Linked DNA regions of Homo sapiens: region 2 is linked to region 1. Evidence: read pairs that join two places in POLR2A ChIA-PET (ENCODE). Cell type or tissue: PC-9. All regions are shown on one strand.

Region 1 (8,000 bases):
TAGGTTTTACTTGGATGCATGCATTGTGCAATTATTAAAAAATGAGCTAGGCAAAGGATATTATATTCTTAGCTTTATATTCTAAATATCAATATTAGACATTTATCATCAGACCTTTTAAAAGCCTCTGCTTTTAAAACGGACATGGTGATAGATGACTTAAACTCAGACAACAACAGACTCTAAAAGCAAGATAAACCACAAGGAATTACTTCCTTTTAGTTTAAGAAAACTTGGACCTCTTAACAAATCAGTAGGTGATATGTTGTAATGATTTTGTATTAATATACTCTTTCTGCCACTTGAACTGGTTGCATCATCCATACATCAAGCAAATAAATAAGTTTCTCTAAAGACAGGTTGCTCAATAACATCTTATTAATGGAGAATGAGCCAACTCTTCAGTAATTTGGAATATCTATTAGAGATTGCTCAGAAATAAATATAACCTTGACCAGATATATTACACATAAACAGTATAATTTACGGCAATACAATGAAAGCAGGCCCATTCTAAACCTAGGCCTTTTATTACTCATAACCTGATACTGTGAACATTTGTTCTTTAGTAAACTCTGCTACAAATCATCAGAGTGATTATTATATAACAGAAGATTCTCTGGCTGATATTCTTATACTTTCCACATCAGAAACATGAGGAAATTCTACATGGTAAAAACAGCAACAACCAAAAAATACTTAAAGTCAACAAACCAGGAAAAGACATCTCTGAATATAGGAATGCCAAACCTTTAACACAATAAAACACAGATTATATTTCAGAAGGCTATATTATATGTGTATACCAACATCAATATGTCCAGAGTAGCTGCACAGAGTTCCATATTTTAGTCTTTATAAGTTCCCCTCCTCACCCTACTCAGTAGGCACTTTGTGTCTAGAAACTTCTGTGTCAACGGTTTTCCCTCTCTCTGGAATTCATCAGGACAGAAGTGATTGGTGTGGTGGAAGAGGGTTGTGGTAAGAGTGAAGTTATATGAAAGTAGGATGGAGGTTAGCAAGTAGTTAAAGTCCAGAAAGGCAATAAGGTGTTAAGGAAGAACTTTTCCATTTTACAGGTCTGAGCAAGCAGGAAATCAACTCTACAAACTTTGAAACTTGGTAAATATGAAAACATTCTCAATACCATTTGTCATTTAATAAATACAAATTATACTATTTTACTGCTTGCATCTAGAAGTTTGTCAAAGATCTCGTCTTAATTATTCATTGTGTCGGCGAAGATGTAATAACAACAACAACAAAACTCCAAGCAGTTCACATATTATTTGTGAAGGTTTAAATTGGCATAATTCTTTAAAAGAGGAATTTGTCAATATCTACCAAAATTAAAAAGGTGCATAGCTTTTGACCCAACAATTCCACTTCTAAGACTTTATGTTATGCCTAAGTGTGTTAATAGGCAAGATAATAAGTATATCCAGCTATTCAGTGAGTAACTGTTTTGCAAGGGTCAGAAAACTGAAAATAATGTAAAGCCCCTTCACAGACAATAGAGTATACATATTCAGTCATATAAAAGAATAAGGTAAATTTTTATATACTGATATATGAAGAACTCCCAGATTTGCTATTAAATAATAATATAGTTCAGTGTAAATATAGATAGTATTCTATCATTTGTGTAAAAACTGGAAAATAAAATAGTAAGATTATTCTGAATTTTAAAACATTTGAATGTATTAACTATTCAAGAATAAAATAAAACTTCAAGAAAAATGTGAATGTGAAATATTATCATTCTTTAAAATATGTTAGCTTTTCTTCGTCTGAGAACCCAAATTCACTGTTCTGTCTTCCTCTTTCAAAACCACTGTCTCTACTCTCTGAGAGTGAGTGGGGTTAAGAGATGAGACATGACTCAACATTTCTTTCACTTTCTTATGATAAAGAATTCAACTTTAAACTAACATTACTGATTGGCCTCTGGGTCTGTGTACATCAACATAACATTTATTAAGGTGATTTGTTAAACTACACATAAACACTGCTCCTTTTTTCTCTCTAAGCAATACTTTTTGAGAAAGGTTTAAACATTTATTGTTATTCTTAATTAGGGTTAAACAAAGAGATTTGTTAAAAAACAATTTTCTATCCCATTTAACAAAGGACCATTAAAAATGGTATTGTTACACTACTTTAAGATCTGGATACTATGACATGTATTAGTAATCATGAAATGCCTTTAGGCTGAGTTTAGAAAGTATTTTCTCCAACTGCACCCCAATCTGTTAATCTTTTCTTCATCAAATGCCAGCTTTTGTTATCAGGTAAGCCTACATTAGTATTGCCTTTCAATAGCCACCATTGAGACTTGGGTAAATGTGTTGATTTTCTTATCTTCTCCATTGATGCTTCTGCCTACTGCCTAAAGCCTAGGAGGAGTAGAAGAGAAGGGAGTGTGGATATTTACAGCATAGCTTTCGTTCAAGTTTTTTAAAACTGAAATCTTTATTGTTACTCAAGGATGGAAAGAAATCTGACTCAAATAAGAAAACAGAATGGAGGTAGATGGTGTACATAGTAGAACTGTCTGAAGCAGAGAAGCATAATGGGATTGCTCAGCTGGTTAGTTAAAGAATCCATTATTAGTTTGCAATGTTATTAATTCCCAGGATATCTTCATACATAAATACAAAAGAAATCCCCACACTTCAAAGCTAAATACAAATCATTGTTATTATACACTTTAATTGTCAGCAGATAAACTAAACTATATATTATAAAATAATGAACATATTAGCTGATATATCTGAAAGCTTTTGTTAAGCCCTAATGTGATCTACAAGTGCTAATTATGTTTTTATCCTAATAACTAAAATCATTGTTACTGCAGTCAGTGGTTTAGTAACATTTATTTAGCTTTTCCTTTGTGTTAGAGCCCTATTCTAGGAGGTAGGGGTAAAACGGTAGAAATAGTCCCCTGAAAAGCTCGTAAAAACACTCACATGCATATTCATATGTATACTTATACAGACACACACACACTTATAGAAACTTATTGACCAACATCCACGAACAGAGTAAGTTGCAGACTGAGATGCAGTAAAAGAGTGATAAATGTCAGAAGACAATAAGAAGAAAATTTTTCTGTGAGGTGTTAACTTTTGAACCACGTTTTGAAGAAGGGTGGACATTAAAAAAAAAAAAAAAAAAGAAAAGGAAAGCAGGTAATCCAGGAAACTAAATGGCAACTTCATTAATGGGTAGAAAATGTAAAAAGCTATGGAACTTTGAACTTGGCTGATGAGAAAATATCAAAATAAAATTAGTTGTATGAGACATCAGTCTAGTCATCTTTTTAAAAATTCTAGAAGATAACATTGGAAAAAACCCTTCCAGACATTGGCTTAGGCAAGGACTTCATGACCAAGAACCCAAAAGCAAACGCAACAAAAACAAAGATAAATAGGTGGGACTTAATTAAACTAAAAAGTTTCTTCACAGCAAAAGAAATAATCCGCAGATTTAACAGACAACCCACAGAGTGGGAGAAAATCTTCACAATCTATACATCTGACCAAGGACTAATATATCCAGAATCTACAAAGAACTCAAACAAATTAGCAAGAAAAAACAGTCCCATCAAAAAGTGGGCTAAGAACATGAATAGATAATTCTCAAAAGAAGATATAAAAATGGCCAACAAACATATGAAAAAGTGCTCAACATCACTAATGATCAAGAAAATGCAAATCAAAACCACAATGCGACACCGTACTCCTACAAGAATGGCCATAACTGAAAAATTAAAAAAAAAAAGTAGATGTTAGCATGGATATGGTGAAAAGGGAACACTTTTACACTGTTGGTGGGAATGTAAACTAGTATAATACAACCACTATGGAAAACAGAATGGAGATTCCTTAAAGAACTAAAAGTAGATCCACCATTTGCTCCAGCAATCCCACTACTAGGTATCTTCCCAAAGGAAAATACGTCATTAAACAAAAAAGATACTTGGACGTACATGTTTATAGCAGCACAATTTGCAATTGCAAAAATATGGTACAAGACCAAGGTCTCACTCTTGTCACCTAGATGGGAGTGCAGTGGCATGATCCCGGTTCACTGCAACCTCAACTTCCCGGGTTCAGGCTATCCTCTCACCTCAACTTCCCAAGTAGCTAGGATTACAGGTGTGTGCCACCACTCCCAGCTAGTTTTTTGTATTTTTAGTAGAGACGGGGTTCGCCATATTGTCCAGGCTGGTCTCAAACTCCTAGGCTCAAACATTCAGCCTGCCTCAGCCTCCCAAAGTGCTGGGATTACAGGCATGAGCCACAGCACCTAGCCCTTAAGTCTTTCTAAGGATCATTAATTTTCAGTGATATTTGTATATGGTTTATTTCACAAAGCCTATTTACATTTTTTCCTTTTCTTGACTTATGGTGCATTTCTGCCCTTTATTACCCAATTTAATTTTTATTTATTCTAAGTTTTCATTATAGGCCATATGGGAGTAGATCACTTTATACATTTTCTTATCCTCTTTATATTGAAAAACAAATAATGAGAATACTTCTATATTTGAAAAGTTTGCTTTTTATGCTCTAGTGGTATCAGGATTTGTTGTTTGAAAAAAAGTCATTTTTTACACAACCATAAGGTTAAAAAATAATTTTTTTTTTTTTTTTTTTTTGAGTGGGAGTCTTGTGCTCTGTCCCCCAGGCTGGAGTGCAGTGGTGCGATCTCGGCTCACTGCAAGCTCCGCCTCTCGGGTTCACGCCATTCTCCTGCCTCAGCCTCCCAAGTAGCTGGGGTTACAGGTGCCCGCCACGACGCCCGGCTAATTTTTTGTATTTTCAGTAGAGACGGGGTTTCACCGTGTTAATCAGGATGGTCTCGATCTCCCAACCTCATGATCCACCCGCCTCAGCCTCCCAAAGTGCTGGGATTACGGGCGTGAGCCACCGCACTCGGCCAAAAATAAATATTTTTACAAGAGATCATTTGCTAACAGAACAATTATTTTCAAAATAGCCCTCTATTGTGAACTTGTACTTAAAATTTCATTAAGAATAAAAAGGACAACAAAAGCCAGGGATGTGAGAGGGATAGAGAAACAATAAACAATTACACAGGATGAACAAAAACTACACAAAAGGGATGCTTATCCATATTTAGTTCTGTGTGTGATACATAGCTACACAGCTTTCCTTTAAAATCATTCTACCATTTATGAAGTTGCTAGGATTTCATGATCCAAGCTAAAAAGACGGATTTAATTTTTCTGCACTAAAACTATGAAAAACATATTTTTGTTTGTAACCATTACAATTATTTGCAGTCTGGTGATCTTGCTAAATTTATGTGTTTTGAACAAAATTGCTCCTTTATGTTTACTGCATATCAAGTTTAATCTGTTTCTTTTCCCTCCTCCCCGCACTTTCCAAGCCTAGTCTTGCTGCAGAGGTTCTACTTCAATATCTTTCAGAATGTAGCCCTAGACTTGAATTTTCCCTTATTTAGCAGAATCTTTTTATACAGATTTGTTTTAGTCCTTAGATTTAATTATGACTGAATTTTCAAGTTAGGCCCATATTTGAAACCATGTAGGCAGACTTTGTTAAATGAGTGAATTTCCACTGGGTCCTGTTGTTAAGTACACATAATACCACACAGGAGAAAATCAGGCTAATTGTAAATGGGCAACCTACTTAATTGTTTCATTAAAAAGCATACAGATTACATTTACACTATAGCTAGTCTTGTTTGTTTTTTTATTTTGCAAAAGTAATTACGGCCCCTATTCGATAATAGACATTAAAGTTTTTTTTTTCCACGGTTAAAGTATTTTTCTTTAAAACTTCTTCCTTCGTGGATCTTACCGATAAACACCACAGTTTCTCATATTTAATAGTAAGTATTTTCTTCTTAACATTCGATTCAACTGAATGTTGTTAAATGGTTATTAGAACTCTTTTAAATGTGATTTTCAAAGATACTATTTTTTTGAATAAATTTTATCATGTCTGAAATCTGTTTTATCTCTAACTTTCTAATTATTTTTAATGGGAAATATTCAATTTATAAAATTTAACTATTCATATCTACATTTTAAAATATAGATAAATATAATTAAGATACACATACACGGGTTCAAGTCTTTGGTTTTCTATTAACTACTTTTACAAACTTTGTATGAATTATTTTATCTTTTCTAGTATTGGTTTCATGTACAGTGATATGGATATTAGAATGCCTACATTATAAAGTAGTTGCAAAAATACCTAGCTTAAGAACTTCTCTTAGGGACCGTCATAAAGAATAGTTTCAGCAATGATTAGCTTTTTACTCCACTTCCTTTACTTATGCTTATTCCATGTTATGTCACCTGATATAAATATTTTGTGCTCCTCAATGTTCCTCAGTGGTAGCATGTAGCACTGAGTAGAGTCAGTCTTGTAAGAGCTAATTGTAATTGATTCCATTGTATCAAATAATGTCAAACTGTGCTTATAGCTAATCTGTCTAAAATGCCTCCGAAACTCAAATTGACATTTGTGAATAGTCCCAGACTTAGCATTGCAAAAATGTTGAGCTCTACAAGCTCCCTGAAGACCTTTAGAACATCTGAAACTAAATGCTTCATGTAAGTAGCAGAAAAATTCTTCCACAGAATAGGTGAGTAGGGAGCACTGGCTTCTTTACAGATTTAAGGTTTTGTCAAATCGAGTTTGAGGAAGATAAGACAGGGAGAAGACCAGAGAATTTCAATGCCTACTTTGTATTTAACAGACGAAGAGAGTGAAAGTGCAGAGATCATGTGATTAAAATGAGTATGATAATTTATCAAATATTTTCACACATTTTTCCTTTGAACCTCATAGAACTGTCATATAGTCAACCAATAGATATCTATATTTTCCTCTACAGATGAGGTAAGTCTCAGAATGGCTTAATGATTTATTGAATATTACTCACTGATAAGGCTCTCTATTATTCCATGCTTCCTTATACAATTTAGAAAATTCTATTATAACATGTTTTCTTTATCAAGTTTCTGTTCCCATACTCTGTCACTTTTTGCCTCTCAGTTGTTTCTTATTGGTACTTTCCTGAAGGATTTAAAAAAATATTCTAACTTTTCTATTTCCTTACTGAAAAGACATTTACATAACTTTACTGAAGAGATCATTTTACTCACTGTAAGAATATTGCAAAGAGCTCAGGTGGCTAATATCAACATTAACTAGTGTTCAATCATCATATGTTTACTGGAGATCTGTTTTTGACTATAGCCTCTCCCAAACTTGATACTTGTGATATCATGTTACAAGAATATAAAACATTTTAAAATATATTTTCTATTGAGTTAACCTATTGACCAAGTATTTGGTATAAAAAAAAAAAAGCTTGAGGTGATAATCAGTAAAATGATGACTAGAAAGTAGCAGACACTCCTTCCCTCACAGAGACACTATGTTAGTCATAATATATGGACCAGAATACTTTAGTGAGAAGTCTAGAGAGCAGTTGAAAATCTGCAATACCCAGACCATTATAAAACCAAGAACGGGTCCCAGCAAAAGGACAAGAAAGATCTACCACATTTGGTGCACAATTTGTGCCTGTGCCCTTTCTCTTATGTGGCACAGTAGGAAGCAACCCTGAGGAGACCTCCCATACTAGCGCTGGACCCTCAGGTTAGAAACAAATGACTAGACCTTGCACTCAATGTTCTGGCTTTTCTGGAGGATGGTAAAGAGACTGATTTCTATCTTATATGACTTGGAGCACTGACAGGACCAGTGTCAGAGTTTGGAAGCTGCTGAAGACAGAGATGTGCAGCATATTACAGTTGCAGTTCTGCAGACAGATGCCAGGAAGAGCAATAGATTGGAAAAAGTTTAAGAGGTCCTAGCTCCTCTAGTTGGGCTGATTGGAGTAGGTCTTCCACTGCAGGAAGCCAGGATGCAAAGACTGGGTGAGTTGATCATTTTTACAGATGCTCAAATCTCATCAAAAAATTATAA
Region 2 (8,000 bases), 300 kb after region 1:
GCCCAAAACAACTTAAGCCACTCCCAAGATAAGCATTTCCTCTTTTTCAGAATGTGTATTAATGTAAAACAAATGCAAGAAACAGGAATATTATAATTATCAGCACATTAATTTTTTAAGATTTTCATATTCTAGTTATATGGATATGGTGATTCATAGCTATTCACAATTTAAAAGTTTTATTTAAATAAGTAGACATAATTAAAAGGAATATGCATTATTTAAAAAAAAGCAAGATTAATGCCAACAAAACAATTAAATAAACAACATGAGAGTAAGTCTTTCAAAAGAGACAGGTAACAAAGACTGTTTCATTTTGAAAACTTGTCATTTCCCTGCAAATAGATAATGAATAGCAAAATGCCTATTCAAACCCTCACAATAAAATAAAATAACATTTTCCCCCCAAAGTCTATGACTTTGCTGAGCGGAAAACGTTTCACGTATAGGTATATTAATTATGGAATTCAAAGTAATTATTATATTAAAATACAAATAGTAGTGTTCAAATACAAATAGTTTATTGTGCCAGTTTATTCTTGTGGCCCTCACTAACTCTTATATGTATATAAGCACAACTAATTCATCATAAGAAGACCTTTCTTGTTGCTTTCTTGTATTAGTGTAGTTTTAGTTCAGCTTATTAGACAGATTCAAGGAGAAAATGCACCTGTAATCAATTCTTCATCCCAAGATCCAGCAGAAAGAGAATATATACAGGCAACAGTTTTTGAGGCATTAAAAGTAGCAGCCCCAGGAGGGATAAACACAGACTAGGAAAGTTCACACTACATATTGTGAAGCGTTAATTAAAGAATGTTTATTTGGCACAAGAGACACCCCTTTTCTGTACATTCCATAAGATGGTGGTGTCATGTTTATATGGCTATGACACCTTGCAGCAATGCATTCTTCAAAACAATTTCTAAATGATTTTAATTACTTTTCTTCCAATACTATGCGGTATTCCCACACTAAATTCAATCTATGTTTTGGAACACTAGGTGCTGACAATGTATTTTCAAATAGATTAGATATCTTTCTACAATACTGAAAAACAGATCTCATATATAAACTGAGTTCATTGCAAAAGATTGCTATGCATGCACATGTGCACACGGGTCAACTGCCCAAGGGAAGAAGTGGTAAAATTGGATATTTTCTTATGTGTAATACTTACTTTTCTTGGTTTTCAAGAAATACAAAGCCCGAAGCTTTCTTTTATCCAACTGAACAAGAAAATTAGCAAAGAAATTAATCTAAGTCAACTACAGAGGCAAGAGAACCACATAAACATATAAGGAAGATTTTTTTTCCCCCAAGGAAAAACATTAGTGCTCACTGTTGAAAACATTACAATTAATCATTTTAAGTAAGAGCTCCTAGTATTGATGCACAAGGTTTGAGATTTTAACAGCCAGTGAGTAAATGAGAACATCAAAAATGTTAAGGTTTAAGTAGTCTCAGAGTAAATCCCTTAGAACATTGAAGATTGGGAAAATCTGAAAAAACATGGGAGTCTTGTATTAATCTTAATAGTTCAAAGTAAAACTTGATATTTTTAGTATACATTAAACTTGATTTAAGGATTATGGGATGAAAGTTGCTAGATTCCCACACACAAAAATACTTTTCTTTTAATTGACTATTTTACAATACAATCCATAATTTTCCACTTCTTAAATATTAACATTAGGTTTCACAACAGTAGTCAATCATTAGAGGAAGTAACTGGGTATCATGAATGCCTTTCAAATTTAAAAGATCTAGATTCTCTCTCTAAAGCTTTCCTTGAGAAAAAGAAAAATAACAAACCTGCTTTTAGGCAAGTGACAAAAGAATATTGTAAAGTTATAAACTCATAGTATTGAACATGGACAGAAACCTCAGAACCATCTAAAAGGAAACCCTAAAAATCTGCTCACCTATGTTCTATAAAAGAAATTTAAGAACCTAAAGCAATGATTAAGTAGGCTCTAGAATCAAATTAAAAATTGATCCATAATCAAATTAAAAACAAATCATTCCATTTGATGAAAAGTGTTAAGATTTTAAAAAATATACATTTTATGAATCTAGGCTACAAAATATATGGACATAGATATCATAGGCTGACAATGCAGGATGTAATTCACTACTCAAGTAACTCTTTACTAATTCTATTTAATATTCTATGCACTGTTCAACAGGCACAGTTTTAGGTTCATGTTGAAATAGTTATTATTATTTAGAATTTTATATTCACTTTTTAACTTTCAATCTTGAACATATACAATAACTCTTTTGATGTTTAAATTATAATATTTAGAATATTTAAAATGTTGTCCATATATTTATTTTCACACTTGTTCCCCAATTTATGTTTTTAAAAGCCATCACATTCCACACATAGCCCACAAGAGGAACTTTGGGGTACAAAGTCAAGTAAAAATGGGTAAAGAATATGGCAAGTATGAGTGGTAAGGAGTAGGCACCATCTTTAGTGGCATAGAGGGGACATATCGGACTAACAAGCCACATTGGTTTTAACATCAAAATCTTATTCAGAATGTTACAGGTACACTCCCTCCTAACTCTTGATGTCTCTCCGCTGACCCACAGACATAGATAAATTGCCTTTGAAGATCTCGTTTTGTAATGTATTATATCTTCTATAGATTATTAGTAAAGGCAAGACACTTGAGTTAATTTATTCTTCCTGAGAATGATAAAACTCACAAATGCCTAGAATAAGTAGCTTTAGTATTAGGAAAACACCATCCAAGTAACATCCAGGAACTGACAATTTTTAATTGGCAGAATGGCATAAGGAAATATACACATTTTGGGGAAAGTATATTTCTAGATATTTTTACTTGATTTTTTTTCTTTATAGAGACAGGGGTCTTGCTATATTGCACTGGCTGGTCTCAAACTTCTAGCCTCAAGCGATCCTCCTGCCTTAGTCTCCCAAAGTGCAGGCATTACAGGTATGAGCCAGCATGCCCAGCCTGTTTGTAGCTTTTGATCCCATAAAACTAACTTATTTTACTAACCCTATCTCATAAGAAGAATGGACTAGAATTTAATGCCTTAAGAATCAGAGTCAATTAAGTATAAAATTCACTTTTAATAGAAAATGACATAATAGGCAATGATAAAAACCATTTATCCTAAAATATCTTATTTAAACATTTACATAAAGACAAGTTTTATAAGCAAGATGGAAATATATCCAGGGTTTGTTCTGTGGCAAACACATACTTCCATACCTCCTATATCTATAATTAGAAGAGATGGATTGTTAAAGCAAGATTATGACCTCAAGTTAATATGCAATCAAAATGAAAAGTAAATGTTACATTTGGTTCCTCCTAGAATATGAAGCTGAAAGATAAAGATTTTTTTCAAACAATATTGAAGCAGTATGCCTATCTGATGAAACTGTGATCAATATATCTTACCACAGGTGCTAATACATAAGGACAATGTAAGAAAAAAAAACCCACAAGATTTATAATGAAATCATAGTAAACAGATAATTAGATTTCACTACAATTAACTTGCTTTATTACAGTAGAAATTTTAGTTAGGTAAGGCTCATTTTTTAAGCAAAACACAGCTGATATTGATAAAATGTGAAAGAATTGGGAGCAAGTCACTTACATATACATGAAGTTCTGGAGAGATATCCACAGATATCTGTATAGTAAAAACGAGTGACATAGTACAATTAGTCCAAGCAGGTGGTTGATGAACACTGGTAAGGACAGGGCTTTTTGTTTATGAACTCTATTTACCCTACTAAACCACAGGTTGGGTAGTCTAATCTAGAGTTAAACACCTTCTTCTCCATTCTTGAGCTGACAATATATATACAATAAGTTGGAAGTGGGAGTTTAAGCAAAGAATTCTAAATAGTGACCAGAAGAAAAAAAATACCTAGCAAATTCTGGAGTTTTTCTACACGGGCTACCTCATCTATGCCTGCTGCCCCGTCCACTTCCTTTGTCAGAACTTTTGGGTTCACACATTCCTGCTTTTCACAATGGGGCTGCAATGTTTTGTTTGTTTGTTTGTTTGTTTTTTGAGACGGAGTTTTGCTCTTGTTGCCCAAGCTGGAGTACAGTGGTGTGATCTCTGCTCACTGCAACCTCCAGCTCCCAGGTTCATGTGATTCTCCTGCCCCAGCCTCCTGAGTAGCTGGGATTACAGGCATGCACCACCACGCCCAGTTAATTTTGTGTTTTCAGTAGAGACAGGGTTTCGCCATGTTGGTCAGGCTGGTCTTGAACTCCTGGCCTCCGGTGATCCACCGGCCTTGGCCTCCCAAGTGCTGGGATTACAGGCGCGAGCCACCCCGCCCGGCAGAGACTTTCTTTATCCTGATTACAAGAGAAAGGGGCACCAGTGTGAAGCAATGTGACAAATCCAGAAAGGCATCTCTTTTGTTTTCCTATTAATTTTTGTGCAATGTGGCTAGAGGTGGAAGGCCACTGGCCTGAGCAGCCTGCAGCGGGGGAGGTGTGCTTGGAATGTGTTGAATGTGCATTCCTTAGATGCTTGAAAGGGGTGAATGCCCCCTTATTGGCTTCTACCCATTTTCACTGGTTTGGCTGCTTTAGAAGGGCACAGGTACTACTTTTAAACATCCAGTGTGCCTCCTAGCTTTTAATCACTGATGACTTGCAGCTCATAGGTTTTTGGAATTAGGCTTTTAAAGCAGAGTTTTCTTTTATCCTTATTTGGTTTATGTCTATTCAATTTTTGGTTTGTTTACTTATTTTTAAAGAACGAAGTTTTAGGCCGGGCGTGTTGGCTCATGCCTATAATCCCAGCACTTTGGGAGGCCGAGGGGGGTGGATCACTTGAGGTCAGGAGTTAGAGACCAGTCTGGCCAGCATGGCCAAACCCGGTCTCTATTGAAAATACAAAAATTAGCTGGGCATGGTAATCCCAGCTACTCGGGAGGCTGAGGCAGGAGAATCGCATGAACCTGGGAGCTGGAGGTTACAGTGAGCCGAGATCATGCCACTGCACTCCAGCCCAGGCGACAGAGACTCCATCCCAAAAAAAAAAAAAAAAAAAAAAAAAAGTCTTCAGTTGGGAGTCTTCTTGTTGTGGTTGAAGCCTTTCAACCACATATGAGATAAGCCATCGTGCTTAGCACTGGAGATACACAGATTGATAAAGGGAGATCCCCTCCCTCGAATTTCCTGGTAGGTTCATGGCTTGTTTTTTATGAGCTTCTCATTGCTCTCGGTTTGAATAGCTTGGTGATTATTAAGAAATGGAAATAAACTGATGTTGCCTATTGACATTTACTTTTTTTTAAATTCATTTGATAAAATATTTTGAATTACCATTATTAAATGCCATAATCTGCCATGGCTATTTTCTTTTGTCTGAAGAATAATTTAAAAACTATGAGAAGTAAAATAAATCTATTAATCCAGGCAACTATGAGAAGTAAAATAACTATTCATCCAGTTATTCTTTAAAAGATCTTTAACAACAGCAGATGAACTTCTGATCAAAACTCAGGCACACAGCTGCTTTATCGAAGGGTGTTGCTAGTTCCTGATTCACCCTAAGCCATCTCCATGCCATAGTGTACTCCTACCCCAGTTCTTCACTCATCTACTCTGGTAATGTGCTTATGATCATTCTCTTCAGAGAATCTTCTTTGGATTCCAAGTTATATAAATGACAATACTAATTTTTCTAAGCAATCCACTTAAAACTATTAGACTTCTGTTTGATATTCAAATTAATGTACAATATGAACAATCATGAAAACTAATTAGTTTAGAAATAACATTGCAATATTTAAACTTTCATTAAATTGAATAGGCCTTTGCCTACCTTCTTCTAAATGAGGGTAGTTATATACTAAAGTCAGACATAAAAGAGTATTAAAAGAATATTAAAATAAAATGGAGCGATTTAATATGCACAGACACTGATTCCTTCTTTAGAAATTCTACAGCACAGAGTACATGGTTCTGTCAAAGCCCTTATCATATTGAATTATAATTACTGTTTATAGTCTATCTCTGACTAGGCAGGGAGCTTCAGGAAATCTTAACCTATTTATCTTTGGATTCTCAGCTTTGACATAATGTCTGACACATAGAGGATGCTCAGCATAAATGTGTTGAATGAAAGAATAAGCAAGGAAAGAGAATGGGCTTGATTTCCTCACTCTGCCATTTATGGTGTGTGATCTCTTAGCCTGCCTGAGTCTCAGTTTCCTTGCCTGTCATCTGAGTGAAATAAAGTGTAGTAAAGAGCTTCAAAAGAGAGCCTGTGACTCTACGCTATAGGGACTTGCACAGGGACTAGTTAACTTGAGTATCCCTTCATTCAATCAGAGTTGATCACTTACTATGGGTGAAACACAGCTAGACCACTGGACACTCAGTTCCTGTTCTTGGGAAGTTGTCTCTCCAGCGAAATGACGCCAGGTAAACAGCCCACAGCATTCGATGTGCTGATTATATTGTGACAAAGGCTGACAAAGTACAGACTCTAAGGGGCGCACTGGACCATCCTTCCCACAGACACCGGGAGTCTGGGGAGGATTCTTGGAGAATCTAACATCTAAGACCCAGTCTTCTTTGGGTCACATAAATATTTCAGGCAATGGAACAGGCAGCACAAGGTCCTGGAGGGAGGGGCAAGAGTCTGATACAATGTATGTAAGGGGAGCTTCTTAAATTCCTCATGTCATAGCCTTGTTCCAGAGATCATGAAGTCATGCTTTGTAATCTGTGGTTCGTCTGTTTCTAAATTGTACAGAAAAATATCTAAGTTAACTTATTTTTTTCTTCCATCATTTAGGAAGTTTTCTTCCTGGAACCGCACTTCTAAAAATTACCTAACTTACCCTTATTAATCAGTGTTATCATTTAGTACATGTTCTATCAACAGAAATAGCAGAATTCAATCTTTGTGATGCAAAAAAACCAACTTAATAATGTTCCTGAATATATTGCCAATTACTAAATTAGTTTTTAAAAATCCGAAAGTATTTTACCATTGATTGGTTTCACCCCTCATAAATTGTTGGTATTATACGGCTTTCTGAAGGTGAAAAGAATACTCTCCTCAGAAATATTTATATTGACAGAATTAGCTATTTAATAAATATTTGTCACATTATATTGCTTTTTGCGATTCATCATCACATATTGGGCATCTCATTAGCATTTATATTTTGTATATTTTATCTAAACACCACAATAGCATGAAGTGTATTTTGTGCTGACAAACGGAGATACTGAACTATGTATTGAGGTCAGTTATCTCAAAGCCTTGACTTCATCAAAAAAAGCAGTTAAAAGAACATGGGCAAACCAGAAAATCTAAGTTTGATTCTTGGCATAGCCATGAACTAACTCTGTGGCTGCAGGCAGGTCACTTAACCTCTATTTTATTTAATAGTTATTTTCATTATCCTATTCATTTACACTGTAAACAACATGGAAACAGCGTTTGAAGGAGCTTTGAGTGGAGATTAGTTAAAAAATAAATACTTAAAGTTTATTTAAGTATGGGTAAATCCTAGATCTTAAATTTTTTTAGAAAAGACCCACATCTCCTTGGGTACTATTTATGCTTTCAGCACTATTTAAATTCTGTTTTGCTGAATCATTGCTGACTTCACAATTATCTTCAGGTGCCAATATTTGAAATAGACTGTAGCCATATCAATAGAAGAAATTTTTAAAATTACTTTAATGGATCTAGATATGCAGTATATTGAATGAAAATAATATAGAAAGAATTGTGATGTTATTATAAGATAAGATCCTTAGGTTTTTTTTTTAGGAATTTTGATTGCAAAATAAGCTTAAAAGATTGATTTCATGAATTGATGGGAAGAAATGAACTACAGAATAATTCTCATAATATTCACACCATAAATCAAATAGTTCACTTTGTTCAGTTTGACCCATCAAGTATTATACCCACAATTTTCCACAAAAAGAGCATCCTGAAGAAAAATCTGTTGCCTT

What was found. ChIA-PET counts read pairs that join two places held together with the same protein. Peaks named below come from ENCODE experiments on the same cell type or tissue, not always from the same donor. Only the 100,000 strongest peaks of a DNase experiment are listed, where the experiment ranks them.
Region 2: POLR2A ChIA-PET joins it to region 1 with 12 read pairs; 2 of 35 experiments call an interaction of 5 or more read pairs at or near these places.

Annotation. Positions count from the first base shown.
Region 1 is chr21:16,856,056-16,864,055 of GRCh38, reverse strand. No RefSeq gene overlaps it. Among named protein-coding and RNA genes, the nearest start is that of MIR125B2, 270 kb to the right of the region's middle. In PC-9, no CTCF peak of the experiment used is centred here; no DNase peak of the experiment used is centred here.
Region 2 is chr21:16,560,455-16,568,454 of GRCh38, reverse strand. All of the region lies in intron 6 of MIR99AHG (mir-99a-let-7c cluster host gene), which reads right to left. Among named protein-coding and RNA genes, the nearest start is that of MIRLET7C, 25 kb to the right of the region's middle. RefSeq lists an enhancer at 4,265-4,819. In PC-9, no CTCF peak of the experiment used is centred here; DNase peaks (open chromatin) are centred at 4,484 and 5,134; H3K27ac peaks cover 1,903 bases.